Regions from separate parts of the Mus musculus genome. Here region 1 is linked to region 2. Evidence: chromatin loops called from intact Hi-C (ENCODE). Cell type or tissue: heart. All regions are shown on one strand. Links, peaks and the distances in the headings refer to the core of each region. The heading gives the core; the rest is flanking DNA.

Region 1 (7,638 bases), core at 1,587-6,586, 120 kb before region 2:
TCCAGATCAACTCCTTACAATAAAATTAGCTCTTTATTATTTATTTGGAGGTTACATTCAGACTACTCTGGGAAACAAACATTTTGCTAGGATAGAATTCAGTTTTGAATTGAGGCATTTTATCAGCACATCCCTGGGCAACAGTACTAAATTAAAAAAATAACAGGTGAACATCGCAGTAAAATCGACTCCTGGGCCACACGCTTCAGTCTGAGATGTGGGCTGGGCCACGCCACTTGATAGACTTATGTTTGCTTCTCTGTTGGCTAAGAGACTTCACTCACTGATCTCCCAGGCATAGGCTCAGAATAACTCACTCTCTGATTAGCATAGTGTCAGAGAGACAGACAGAGGTTTATGTTGGGACATTTTGGAGGGATGCTGAGAGCCTCACTACACACTAGGCAAGCGCTTTCCCACTGAGCTCCAAGCCCAACACTCATCTGATTCTTAACCATGGACGACAATGCCTTTCAATGCTGTATACAATTCAAGCTACCATACAAAGGTACTTCTCATACCATAAAGATGTTTCAGGCGGCAGATTTCTCCCCTTAAGTTCCTCTGACCTGATTCTGGCAGGACGATGGATTCTGGGTCATCACTTTTTTGGGAATGCTCCATGCTCACCATGCCAGGTGCGGTCTGCGTCCCAGTCAGCTGGGAGTCACATGTGGAGCTATTCTGGGGTCTAGGGACCGTCGATTCTTGCCAAGGTGAGGAGAACGGGGACAAAGCCTTACAAACATCTTCATGACTCAGCACTCAGCAGTACATGTGCAATGTGTCCTTTGTCTTGTCCTGCTTAAGGCCACACTTCTACAGTGGGCCGTGTGTGCATGTCTGTCTGTGTGTGTCTCTGTGTGTATCTGTGTGTCTGCGTTTGTGTGTATTGGCGTGTATCTGTGTGCGCATCTGTATGTGTGTATCTATGTGTGTGTGCATGTGTATGTGTGTGCACACATGTGTGTGTGTATCTGTGTGTGTGTGCATATGTATGTGTGTGCACACACGTGTGTGTGTGTGTGTTTGTATGTCTGTGACTGTGTGTCTGTGTAAGTGTATATATATGTTTGTGTGTCTGTGTGTGTGTGTCCCTATGTAGGAACACCTGAGGACATAAAACACCCTGGCTTGCAGTTTTCTCTGTTCTTTCACCCCCATCTGCAAATTTCTCAGATGGTTCTCTCTGCAAGCCATCGTTTTGTTACATCTAGTCACCATGTCTGTATGTCTGTTTCTATTTGTCTTGCAGTAAAACTATTTGAGAACATAGTGCATTTGGGTAACCACCGAGACTCTCTGCTGGCCTTGCCCTCCATCAATCCTGCTGCAGCCTTGCTACTGCTGGTGTCTAGGGTCACCCACACAGGAGGGCATCATTCACGGTGTGTCTGAGGTTTTCTCAGTTGAAGTGCCCAACCACAGGGGGTCAGCTGTGAATTTAGATTGACTTTGGGGCATCAGATCGCCATGGACCAAGGTGGGCGTGCTGCACTGAGTAGAAAACAGACACAGAAAACAACAGCGTCCTTTCATGTCTGATGCTTTCATACATTTGGGGAAACTTCCTGCCACACTACCCTCAGATACTGATCCTCTCCCCTTGTCTCTGGACAAAGAACTTACTGTGCTCAGAGAAGACAAATGTAGCCACAGCCTGAGCTCGGATTAGCAAAGTGCTGGGATGGATGAGACTGGAGAGGTGGGCGTAGACCCGTAGGTATGGCTACTGCTTGGTTTACTGTAAAAATTCGCGTTTTCTTTTTTATTATGGAAAAGCCAAAGACATAAAAAATAGAGTTGTAGAATATTTCCTAAAGACTCATGGACAGTTTAGAGAATGACAAGTCCATGTTCAAATCATTTCCCTTCACACTTGGCTTCAACAAGTGAGGTCACCTTATGCTACAGTTTTGGATTTTTTTCTTCTTTCTTTTTATTTTGGAGATTTCATTTCATGGATATTTCATTATTACTACAAGGAACATTTATTAGTCTAGCCACCACAGTTCCATTATGCCTCATGCTGGTGTCTGTTCTATAAGCTGAATGTGTGTGTGTGTGTGTGTGTGTGTGTGTGTGTGTGTGTGTGTGTGTGCGTGCATGCTTGTACACGTGTGCACCTTAAAGCAGGCTGATGTAACAGTTAGGGACAAAGAGTATATTTAATTACCAAGAACAGAGCCAGGGAGACTGAACCCGTTTCTGAAACTGGTTCCTTCTCTCTCTGACCCTAGGTGGATATGGGTTAGTTGAGATTTGCCAACTATTAAATAAAGTGATGATCTCTCATCTCTCATTTTTCTGAACACTAAAAAATAAGGCTGCCCACATGGGATGCTGAGAGCAGAGGCCGATGGGTGGAGAATGACTTCTGTGTGTACATAAACTTTTACACTAAATTTTAATTTGCTTTTGTTTGAGTATTTCATGTGTGGGTCCTGTATTTGTTTCCTCTCTACCCTTCCCTCTCATCTGCATACACACCTCTGAGTCCTCTTAGTGTTGCCTCTCTCTCTCTCTCTCTTTGTGTGTGTGTGTGTGTGTGTGTGTGTGTGTGTGTGTGTGTGTGTATGTGTGTATGGCTGACCACTCCGGCCTGGGTAACCTATCAGGAGCTTGTCACTGGACAAGACTGGCTCACCTCCTCTAAGCAGCCGTCTAGAAGAATCTAGAGGCAGGTCCATCTAAGGCCTTGTGACCTTTTCTGCATCTGCGTTGGCATGCCAACAGGTGCTGCCATAATGCAGGTCTTGTTTAAGCAGCCATGTTGTTGGTGTTTCGTGCATATAGTTTCCTGTCATATAGAGAAGCTACTGTCTTGCAGTGCAGGTCTTGATCCTCTGGCCCTTGAAACTTTTTTGAGTTTTAAAGTTTAGAAAGGACACAGATAGTTGAGCAGGGAGTGTGCTGGCAATATGGGTGGGAAGACGAGAGACCACCATGTAGTTTAGTGGCAGAACGCTGGGCTAGCTGGAGCCTTCTCCTTCAGCTGGAGTCTTAACAGTGCCATAGAAAGAAGGGAGAGAGAGAGACAGAGACAGAAAGGGAGGAGGAGGAGGAGAAGAAGAAGAGGAGAGGGAGAGAGGAGAAGAGTTAACTAAATCTCCAAACAAATTCTATATCGTTGAGAACCTCGGGTTTTCTCTGCAGAGGATTTACTGTGCCCTGAGCCTCTGTGTGGGGTAGAAGCTTTGCTTCGAGAGGAGCTTACACATAAAGGAGAACTGTGCGATCCCTCTAGGATGATGTGAATGGCTTTCTAGGAAACACACCTGAAGAACCTGCTGGCAGGTAAGCACGAGAGGAGGCATTTTTGTGCATGGCGCACCACTGCAGTGTGCCTTTCCACTGTCAACTCCGGAGTGATCCTGGGAGGCAGAGAGCGGCCATTACACATTTTATACGATGCTCGGGCCTGAGCGTTGGAAACCCCACTTCCTTCCTGGATGCAGAGAAAAAAACCATGTGAACCAAAGCATGTCAAATTCAGGCTGGAACCAAACTCTAACCACTTGGTCACCTCCTCCCTCTCTCCCACCCTCCTCCTCTCCCTCCTACATTTCTGTTTGTTTACTGGGACAGGGTCTCATGTAGCCTAGGGTGACCTTAAATCCACTATGTAACTGAAGATGACCTCTGGCCCCCACTGATGCTCCTGCACCCACCAGCCAAGGGCTAGGATACAGGCATGAGCCACCACACCCAGCCTCATACCTACTTGACATCACTTAAAGTAATGAACTTCTTATTGATTGGTTGGCTCACTGTGAAGCCTAGGCTGACTTTTATCTTATCATATTTCTGCTTCTATGTCTGAATTCGGGAGTTATGTACCTGTGCTGAATCCTGTTTTTACTTGGTAATTTAGAACGCTCAGAATGTGTGGTCTGTATATCTGAGTCATTGCCACCAGATGGCAGCACGAACCCAGTCATTCAGTCATTCTCTTCCTGTCCTGCTAGAAAGGAGCCTAGGGTCTGGGGAGAGACAGTGACAGCGCCCTGGAGTCACAGTTCCTTGTGTGGAAAAAGATACCAACCAGTGGACATGTACACTGAAGTAGAGATGAGAACTATAGTTAATATTGTGTGTGTGTGTGTGTGTGTGTGTGTGTGTGTGTGTGTGTGTGTGTATGTGTGTGAGAGAGAGAGAGAGAGAGACAGAGAGAGAGAGACAGAGACAGAGAAAGGTGAGTTTGCATTTGTGAGGCAGGTGGTATTGTGTATGTATAACATAAAAAAACCACAGGGGCTGGAGAGGCAGCTCAGGTTTTGCATGTGAGTCTGCTCTTCCAGGGGATCCAAGCTCAGTTCTTCCACCCACACCGGGTGGCTCGCAGCCTCCTGTAACTCCTGCTCTGGAGGGATCCGAGGCCTCTGGCTTCAGTGGACACCAGCACTCCCATGTGCAGCTTTCCCCCAACAGGCATGCACATATACACATAGTGAAAAATGAAATCTTTAAAAACCCAAACCAGTCATAGCAGCTGCTGCCACATCCTAGGCACAGTTCCACCAAGAACGAGGGGACAGTGCTGTCTAAGGGTGACATGGTGAGGGGACAATGCTGTCTAAGGGTGAAATGGTGAGGGGACAATGCTGTCTAAGGGTGAAATGGTGAGGGGACAATGCTGTCTAAGGGTGAAATGGTGAGGGGACAATGCTGTCTAAGGGTGAAATGATGAGGGGACAATGCTGTCTAAGGGTGACATGGGCTCCCACACAGCACAGATCTAACCAAAGCTTGTTTTCCCCTGTTAGTCACTGGCTTCCTTGCTCAGCTTCTCCAAGGCGGGGGTGGGGAAGGAAAACATGTCTTCATTAGAGCCCTTTAAACAAAACTTCCAAAAGAGACCAGGGAAGACGGTTTGGAATGGTAGGTTTGAGGTCGCTGTTGTTGCGTACTTCGTTAGTGGGGTTTGTGTAGCCCATTTTCCAGCAATGAGGCTCATTACTGATCTTCTTTCTACCACAGCTGATACGCGTCAGGGTCAGGGCCCTCAGCTGCTGAGAGTGAAGCTACAGACCAGAGAACCTGGTTTTTATCAGTGGGAAGTCCTGGAGAGTAGAGGCATTGTCTTCACCAACAAGGCTGGGTGGAATTGTACACTTTCACGGCTGAATGTCTGCGTGTGGCTTTGTATTCTTATCTGTAAAATGGGAGTGATGACTTCCCTATGAGGAACAATTTAGGGCCTGTGGCAGGCATGCAGTATTGAACAGGGTAACTGTTCACCACCTCCTTCCCTATTGCTGACGTTGTCAAAATCAGAGGGGAGGAGAAGTCATAGGTTCTACAAGTACTGTTGTTTATTTTTTAAAAAATCCTTTTCTGAGCTGGGGAGACAGCTCAGTGTGTAAATCACTTGCCAAGCAACCATGATGACCAGAGTTTGGTTCCTAGCTCCCATGTAAAAACCATGTGGTTTGGACAACCTGCCTGTAGTCTCGGCACATCTCAAAGCAAGCAGGCTAAGCAGATTAGTCAAGATGACAAGTTCTGGGTTCAGCAAGAGGAGAGCACATACGTCATTATATAAGTTGGAGTGTGGTCAAGTAATACACTCAGTGTTCATGTCAGCCTTGCACATACATGTGTGCACATGCACTAATGTCAGCCTTGCACATACACGTGTGCACATGCACTTGTAAACTCACATGCCTATGCACACGAGAGCAGCTCTGAAGCCTCAGAATAATTGACCTACTTCAAAATTTCTTTCTGCCTCAGCCAGAGCTTGGCTGGAATGGTAGGCTATGCTGCATACAAGCAATAGTTATGATGGTCAGGGCTGGGTCCTCTCTGGATCACGATGACTATTGAAATCTGCAGTAGCTGGATTGAAGAATTCTTATATGTGTGCACTATGAGATAGAGTGCCTGCATTTGAACCCCAGCTAGCTATGAAGTTTGGCCACTAGCTTAAAAATATTTTTCTTTTAAATTAAATTAAATTTAATGTCATCTCAACTTTAAAATTAGAATGAGACTCATTCTTATTTCATGGAACTACTGGGGAAATTTAACCTAGTTGTACATATAAATTCCAAAGTATTGTGGGAAAAGTTCCTGGTCCAATGGATGCTGGCCATTATTATCATTAAAGCATTAACTGTGTGTTTATAAAAGCTCATCTTCTAACCCTGATTTATATCACTGGATAGTTGATACTGATTGCCAACTTGGCAGTATCTAGAATTACCCAGGAGACAAATTCTAGGCATACCACTAAGGGTATTTCTAGTTGGAATTAACTGAGAAGTCCTACCCTAAATGTGAATTCCACTATTGCATGGGCTGGGGTCTTGGGTGCCCTCTGTGTCTGTCTGTCTCTCTCTCTCTCTCTCTCTCTCTCTCTCTCTGTCTCTGTCTCTCTCTCTGTCTCTCTCTGTCTCTGTCTGTCTCTCTCTCTCTCTCTCTCTCTCTCTCTCTCTCTCTGCATACAGGAGTGGTTGGCTGAGGTCCCTCCCAGCTCCCAGAGCCCCCGATCTGTAAATCAAAGCTACTTCCTTCCTTTGCTTACTTTGCTCGGGTGTTTTATCACAGCGGAGAGAGAGAAAAGTTAAAGTCATCAATGAGATAAATAGATTTACAGATTAAAGGTCCTTCAGCAATTATCCATCCCACATCACAGTCAAATCTAGGAAGCCTAAATCCACAAAGGTCAGATCGCTCACTCCTGATAGTCCCGGGCCTGGAAGCAATCCTCAGCTGGTAACCTGTCTGTGTCTCTATCCGGTTGAAGAGAACTGTGTGGCTTAATCATAATCATGTTTACAGTTGGCAGAAAATGCACACTTAGAGTAAGCAGTCAGATACTTTATAGTCAATTTATGTTCCACTCACAAGAGCATTCTACCTTGGTTTCCTGCCTTTCATGTTGCCTAGAACTCACACTACAGAACACACAATAGGTAGTGTTTTCATCTCTGTGGCTTTGGAGGCTCTGGAACATCAAATTTCTTCTGGCGTGATAATTTTTATTTTCCCTGGAAGGCTGCCAGTGTTGTGTGTTTATGCACTGGCTCAGGGGAATACACACCACAGCCTAGAGAAAGGACTTTGTGTCCCTCAGGTGTTATGAAACACAACCCAGGGAGACCTCCTCCATGCCTCTTGCTCTCTTTCCTGAAACAAAAGCTAAGACAGAGAACATAATCAGCCAGGCCTTCAGAGTGAAACCTTTCATTTCATGGAATCAAGTGGACTAGCTGGCTCTTTGGACTCTGAAATGTCCTGTGCATCTTGCTCATGACCTTTGAACCTGTTTGTACCAGGGTTTTAAATAGTGGTAACATAGCTTTCCTAGTTGAGTTATGCAGATGTCCTCAGGCTCAGCTATGCTTGTGACCACATACACACAGTCTGTGAGTCTTGTGGCCAGGGTCAGTGCTGGCCAGCTCTCTCACAGTGGCCCCTTACCACTGCTTCCTAAAATCTTCTGTTTGAAATCCCATTCATTGTTGGCTTGCTTGTTTGTTGTTGGGTCTTGTTTATTTTATTGGTAACTGATGACACAGGAAAAAATTATCTCTTTGCTTCCATACCCATATTTAGCATCAAAGGGAAGACAGACATTAAGAGGTTATGTCTTCAATCACTCAAAACATCTCCATGAAATTTCAAGACATA
Region 2 (7,638 bases), core at 1,835-6,834:
TGGCTAGCACAGTGTGACACACACAGTAGTATCTCAAGGGGTACATAAGGGAGGGATGGTGGTGTCAAAGGATGCCTGCCCTTATATTTTGGCATTTGTCACTGGGAGAACATGGAGTTCCTAAGCCCTCAGACCTCATTATGTTCTTCTGAGGATTAAAGACAAGCAGAAAATTTTTCTCAGTTTGTGTGCATTGCTTAGTTTGACTATACACAGCTCACCCTCTCTCCGATTTCAGTTTGGTCTCCAAATGGTAGCAAATCAATGTCTGGCTGAAGAGAGCAGGCATCGGTGACAGCCTTGTACCTTTGGGAGAAGTGGGATTCAGTGTCTTCTAGAATACAGATGTTCCCCCAAGTGTGTTATACACTCTGACCATAATCACTCCCTTCTCTTGCTCTCTGCCCACTCCCCTCCTCTGTGTCCTTTTCCCGATCCCTTCCTCCCTCTGTTCCCTTCCCTCACCTCCCTTTCCTTCCCCACCCCTTCTGACCCTCTTCTTCCCCCATTTAGTTTTGGGGCATCACTTCTCAATAAGTGAATTGGCTCCAAATTCATGGCTCACATGTGGTTGTTTCGGTTGTAAAATCTATACATGCAAAGTTACCTCTGTCTGTTGAAAGGACTTCCAAAAGTGATATTTTCCTCAACTGTAGCATTTAGGAGCCAAGGCTTCTGGGCAGCGTAAGCCACAGAATACCTGCTTCTGCTGTAAAGAGGACACACACAACCCAGATTACACAAAGGGCTGTGCTGAGTATTTCTGTATAACTAAGGGGAATGAGACCTGAGAGGGGAGACACAGAGTAGACAACTAGAGAAGAAGGCAGAGGCCACCATCCTTAGAACACGATTACTAAATAAGCCACTTCAATTATGGGGATCTGGATCTAATTAAAATGTCATGTGATAAGTAAAATTTGATTCTTCTGCGCTGAAGTGTTCAATGCTATAAACTGCTAAACGAAAATTTCTTTTCTAATTTAAGATTAAAGGGTTATTAATAATTCACTCTCTTTAGTAGCCACAGATGTTTTGGTTTGTATTAAATTCACTTTATATAATAGTGGATTTTTTTATGGTGACCTTCAAGAAACATGAATTGAAACTAGAATTAGAGCATCCGTTTGTGGCTTAGTCACATAGATATATTTTCAAGTCATAGATAACGTATAAATATTTCAAAATAAAGAATGATATCTAGAGGAGTCTGCGTCAATGTTAAAACAACATTTAAGTTCCATATTTCAAACATACAAAATATTTTTAAGGAGAGGAGTTGGGGGACGGGTGACCACAATCACAATAGGTTGTATAAAATTCTCAAATAACTAAGAAATGTCTTTAAGAGAAAGACACAAAATAAAAGGTGATAAATTCCTTGACTCTTTTCTATTTCTCGAGCTTATGGATGTTATCAGACGCTTGTACTTAGACTTTAACTGGCAGTCATTTCAGAATTCATGTGAGCTGAAGAACCAGGAGATGATGTGGCCAGGCTGGGGAAGGGAGTGGATGAGCTTCAGAGTCAGATTTCCATGGTTAGTTCATGATGTGTCAGTTATGATGAGATGATGGGGTTGTAGTTAACAGAAAAGGAAGGTTAGGGGGGAAGAATCGAGAAAAGCTAAATGGTCACTGGGAAGCAGGGTATGTTGGGGCTTCGGAGGACATTAGAGTCTAGTGTGACAGTCATCTTTTAGATCACTACAGACACAGGAAAGCAGTGGTCCCCAAGCCTGGCGTGTCTGCCTGCCCTTCCCCTTACTCTGGGGACTGTCTTTGGATGCTGGGGATCTAACCCAGAGCTTCATTGAGATTTGGGCTTGAGTTTGGTTTGGCTTTGTTTCCTTTTGTTTTGTTAAAGCGTGGGCTCTCCCTTTCAGGGTTCTCTCAAATAACATTGGAGGCTCAATTAATGCATGTTTTTATTTAATGAGTTCTCAAACTCCTTTACTAAATACAGTTTGATTTTTCAGCCAAACTAGAAAGGCATGAAATCCATTAAAACAGAAACAGTTGACACAATTTGTTTGCCAAATTAAATTTTTTCTTTTTTTTTTTTCTCCTTCTGTCTTTGCTGAGACAGACTCTCCCTGCAGCCTGGACTATCTGGAGCTCAGTGTAGAAAGAAGAATGGCTTAGAAAGCAAGCCTATTCTCCTGCCTCAGGGTTTACATACTGGATTGCAGGCATAAGCTTGACAAATTAATCCTTTTGTGAGCCACTGCTCTTGGAAATATTGTAGGCATGTTAAAAATGACTGCACACCATCACAATGAAGAGGGAAACTGGAGTGAGAGATTAAAGACTAAGGGAGGAAGTTATTCTTATTAAACTCGGGTGAAAATAGAAATAATACCTTCGGGTTGCTTCAAAAGAAGGCTCAGATTCATTTACACTGTAAGTACGGCAAACAATGCTCATTAATGATGACAGGTAGCCACAGTGGACGTGTATGCAAACCAGGTATGCAATAAACAGTCACCAGAAACACTCTTTCAATGTATTTCAAAGACAAACCGCATAAATAATTTTCTTCTTTCCTGTCTTCCTCAGTCGGGGAAGGAAATATGCCATCACTAAGCTTCCAGATGATAGCAAGCCCTGATAGCTCCCACACAAGCTTCTGCTTCATGTCACAGCTTGAACCCTATGTCCCGTTCTGCTCTGGAAACTTGAATCATTTCTCTAAAACACAGTTGCCTGCAGGTCTGTATTTCCTACTTCTCCCTATCATTAAACTTTTATTTTAATCTACTTAAATTTCTCATCCACTACCCTGAGAAAGGGTCAGAAGAAATACGTTGAGAATGTGAACATGGAAGACACTCAAAGCCCAGGTGTCTCACTTCTAGGATCATGTAAGAAATATAGACATGCAACAGGTTCAAACTAAAACATCCGGACACAACAATGAAGTGGTGAGATCCATGGCAAAGTGGGATTGGACTAATTGCATGTAGTTATGCCTCCATTGTGACAGGAAAAAAAGCATTGGCGATCAATATTTTGTATTTGAATTTTGAAGCATTTAGGTTCCCCTGAAGTATATTATTTTGAAATCTCTAGATTCAGTAGCTTTACACAATTGATCTAATCCAAAAATAGCTATTTTACTTCAGGTAGTGTCCTATGCATTTGTGTGTGTGTGTGAGACGGGGATATGTATGTAATTACGTCCTCTAGTAATAAATTTGTCTTAGAACTGTTAAGAGTAAATTCCACGATTACACATTGCTAATGACATGTTAGCATGTTTAATGGAAGCAAAGAGCCATAATACCACTAAATACAAGAAGAATAAAATAACAAACTAAAAAGTCCCTCAATAATTATCCCCCGATTTAAGTAACTCATAAACAGCAAGTACAAAAATATTCATTTCCCAGTTTTAGGTAGCAAGACATCCGACCTTAATGTTTTAGTAGTAACATTACTTAGGTCATCTGTGGAAGAAAAAGCAGATGTGTTGGAGGTTAATGGAACCATTTGTATTCATCTGTATGGAAATGTTCATCACACAACTAATTGTGTCATCCCACAAGGAGACCTTGGAAACCACCAACTTATCCAAATAATGGTTGAATACATTCCTGCTATGTTCAATATCAATCAAAGTATTTATTGGAGCTGGAGAGATAACTCATTGGGTAAATTCCTGGTAGCCAAGCCTGACAGACCTGAGTTCAAGCCCTGAGAGCCATGTGGTAGAAGGACAGAGGAGGAGGTTAGAGACAACGGACACAGGAGGTAAGTGCTTGTGATGGGGGGAAAAACAGAGATTTTAGCATCAACTGCCTTCAGTTTGAGGTGCCTAGGGAATTTCCAAATGACCTTGGCCATGAAACAGAACTCAAAGCCCGAGGGAGGTCCAGAAAGCAAATAAGGACTTTGGAATGATTTCCTGTCCTGACAAATGTGTTAGATAACAAAGTCCCAGTTTCCATTCCCTTATTACTTACAAAAAAAAATCAGTAAATGATTCTGACAATCCTCATTTGTTTACAAGAGGACGAAAGACCAGGAGCAGAGAGTGGAAACTGAAGTGTTGGGAAGATGCATGCTGAGATGGGTACTTCTGCAAATACAGAAGCAGAGAACAGAGAAAGCGGAATCCTGAATGTGAACAGACAACTAAGGAAAAGACATCTATGGCTGGCTGGCTGGCTGGCTGGCTGGCTGGCTGGTTGGTTGGTTGATTGGTTGGTTGGTTGGTTGGTTGGTTGGTTGGTTGGTTGGTTAGTTAGTTTATTGGTTGGTTGGTGGTTGGTTGGTTGGTTAGTTGGCTCGGTGGCTAACTGGCTGGCTGGTTAGCTGGTTGTTTGGTTGGTTGGTTGGTTGGTTGGTTGGTTGGTTGGTTGGTTGGTTGGATTAGGCTGCTTCTCAGACGAGGTCTCATTATACATCCCAGGCTAGCCTCAATGTCATGCTCCTTCTTCCTCATAATCCTGGGGCATGGGACCACTGACATGAGCTACTGTACCTTACTACATTCATAAGAGGAGAGACAGACCACAAGTTTTACTAGGAACTAAACAAGGAGGTCATCTGAATATAGAAAATATGCATTCAGTATCAAGTGACCAGGAGGCAGAGGGAGGTAATGCCTAAAGGATGCCCAGTGCCTTTAAGGATGTCGTGCTTTAAAATTAAATACCTTATGAGTTTGTATGTGGACATGTGCATGCCATGGTCTAAACTGTGTAAAAATACATTCAAGTGTTACTGTCCAAACTTTAGCTTCGCTCTTGACTTCTTTAGCACCATTTTCCACCAATATACATTCTTTTTATAGAATAAGATGGAACATCTATGGTCTATACGCTTTGGAATGCAAAGAAACAACAAAACGTATTTTCACATTGTCATGTTGTTAATTTAGTTTAAAAATTATAATAATCACAGAAGGTGATGCCCAGGATCAGATCGACTCAACCAGAGTACCAGCCCAGAAGATCAGCACTCTGTGGAGGTGTGAGTAGACCTCGGGATTTCCCTCACCACCTCACATCCTTCCCATTTTTGATAAAGCAATGTTAAATGAGAGCCAAGTAATTTGATTATGAGGGCACTGTCATATCACGTGACTTAGTCCAGTAGGATCTGCTTCTTCATTCAGAACAGAGGGTGAAAGTCAGAGGACAAACACCGCTTAGTATCTGACTGCAGTGATTAACACCAAACTGAAGGACAGTTATATCCTGAGCTTTCCTCTGAGTGTGAGTGAACATGGCTACTGCCTTCTGATTTATCCAAGGCAGATAAAGCAGATGCTAAACTTTTCTGAGCTTTCTTTTCTTGCCAGTGATACTGCAAGCAAGAGTTCTAGGTCAAATTTCGCAGCCAAACCATTCTTTCTCATAATGCGTATTTCAAGCGCAGTGTATACTAAAGGACCCAGAAACAATATTTTCCCCAGAGAAACCTGGGTACATGAACAGCTGGCTGCACTATATGGGATGCATTCAAAACTGAGCCCTTGAGAGGGAGACTTCTCAACTTTGGCACCACTGATGCACACAACAGGAGGATGCTTAGTTTTAGGGCTTCACCACGCAGCTCAGACTGCTCAGCAGACACCTCTGGCCTCTAGCAACCAGAAAACCAACAGCATAGTTCCCAAGTGTGCCTCCTGCCACTGCTATGCTCACCAGGGAAGAATCACAACTAGACATGAACTCCTAGACAGAACTCTTATTTATTTGACAAAAGTTACAACCATTCCTTCATATACTGCCTAGGAGGACTCAACTAGGTAGGCCAAACTAACTTAACCTAGTTTGGTCTTCAGTACTCAGTTCTGTAGTAGTATAGCCCCTCATCACTTCATTACGCAATGTCTTTTGAAGACCCCCCCTGCCTCCGTTCCCTGAATGAGTGACCTCTCTTAGTGTCAGCTGAGGTGTTTGCTCCTTGCAAACCCTTCTTTTAGCACTTGAAGAGCACCAGGCTAGGTACCTTCCTCTTCACGTCTTCTAAGCAGCACATGAGTGCATTTTCTTGAAACCTTTAATGAGTGGTTTACATTAAATGTGGAGAGAAATTGTTGATTTTCAGCCCCTTACAAAGGCTTTAGACAGATCATTTGATATTGGTTTCCCGAACACTGAGCCCTTGTTGATCTGTTTACATTTAAGCTTTATAAATAGTGTGAATTTTCCACAACTTATTTTATGACAGAATGAATTTTGAGTGTTCCCTATTTACATTTAAAGCTGTGTCTTCACCACCCCACCTTTCATCTTAGCATGCACTATTTTATACAACCATAAACCATCACAGCGGATTATTTTATAACTTTATGGCATTTGAGGTTTCTATTGGGTTTTGATATTTCTCTGACTTATGTTTTTATGCCATACATATTTCAGAGATTCTTGGTTTGTGATTTGGAGAATTATTGTGGTAGTCTCTTGAAGGTTTTTAGCTGTGTGGAGAAACAAATTTAAAACAATGTCCTACATAGTACCAACTGTCAACTTGCCTAGAGTCGCCTGAGAAAGGCATTCTCTCAATTAAAAGATTATCTAGATCAGACTGATCTATGGGCATGTCTGGAAGACTGTCTTCATTGTTAATTATTAGAGGTAGACCCAACCCACTGTGGGTGGCACCTTCTCCTGAGCATGTAGCTCTGGGCTGTATAGGAGAGCTAGCTAAGTGTGAGGTAGGTGAACCAGCAAGCAGCATTCCTCTGTGGTTTCTGCTACAAGTTCCTCCTTGGTTTCTCCCCTGACTTCCCTCACTGGTGGGGAGCAACTCAGACATGTAAGCCAAACCAGCCCTTCCCTCCCTCCCCTAGTTGCTTCTGCTGAGCTTTTATCACAACAGGGGAGGAAAACAGAACAAACACGCTTACTTGTTCCAGTAAACTTTTCCTTCCAGGGTCTGCATCTCACCAAGGATGGCAAGGAGAAGAGATGATTTTCCACAACCCACTTGGCCTACAATCATGGTTAGCTGACCTAGAGACACAAAGCAGGGGACAGGAAGAATTCAATTAGCTACACCAAACCAAAACTCAGCCCTGGGGGCATGCTGGGAACACAGACAGCTGGGAAGGTTGGTACAAGCTCAAGGCCAGCCTGGTTTACATTGAATGTTCTGGGACATCAGAAACCACATAGCAAGATGCTGTCTCAAACACTAAAAGCAAAACAAAACAAAACAAAACAAAACAAAACAAAACAAAAAAAAAAAAAAAAAAAAAAAGAAAAGAAATCACCAAAATAAATAACAACATAAGTTTAAAAAAAAAACAAAACTAGATGCAATTTGTACACACTTAGACAGGTCTAATGTTTTGATCCCTAGATCTGTTTGATTTCAAGCAGTGAAGTAAATATACCAACCCTGGTCTTTTTGCAAAAGAAAAAATAAAACATATGGGTCTTGACTTATTAACTTTTCTTGAAGAAGATCATGTGTGGCCTAGGCTATTCTCAGACTTGCTATAAATTTCTGATGCTTCTGCCAACTGTGCTGCACTGCAGAGCCTTGCTTTATTACTTTGTAAATGGAAAATTTCTCATCCAACTAAAGAATAAAAGAAGTAACTTCTTAAACCATCCTCATTAGTTTTAAATTCACACAATAAAAAGTCAATTATGGCAAACATTGGTAGTTGGGATGAAA

What was found. Hi-C counts contacts between places; a loop is a spot of excess contacts. Peaks named below come from ENCODE experiments on the same cell type or tissue, not always from the same donor. Only the 100,000 strongest peaks of a DNase experiment are listed, where the experiment ranks them.
Region 1: a loop joins it to region 2, with 2.2 times the contacts of the local background. A loop is called at or near these places in 9 of 42 quality-filtered maps.

Annotation. Positions count from the first base shown.
Region 1 is chr6:142,521,147-142,528,784 of GRCm38, forward strand. Gm46979 (a long non-coding RNA gene) reads left to right here and starts at 34. Exons shown (of 5, transcript XR_001785405.1): 1 at 34-716; 2 at 1,256-1,388; 3 at 3,157-3,297. In heart, for the core only: a CTCF peak has its summit at 3,904 (motif pointing right); a DNase peak (open chromatin) is centred at 3,955.
Region 2 is chr6:142,645,665-142,653,302 of GRCm38, forward strand. Abcc9 (ATP-binding cassette, sub-family C (CFTR/MRP), member 9) reads right to left here. Exons shown (of 40, transcript NM_011511.2): 18 at 6,863-6,968; 19 at 2,363-2,401; 20 at 608-709; 21 at 222-306. Among named protein-coding and RNA genes, the nearest start is that of 5330439B14Rik, 35 kb to the left of the region's middle. In heart, for the core only: no CTCF peak of the experiment used is centred there; a DNase peak (open chromatin) is centred at 3,827.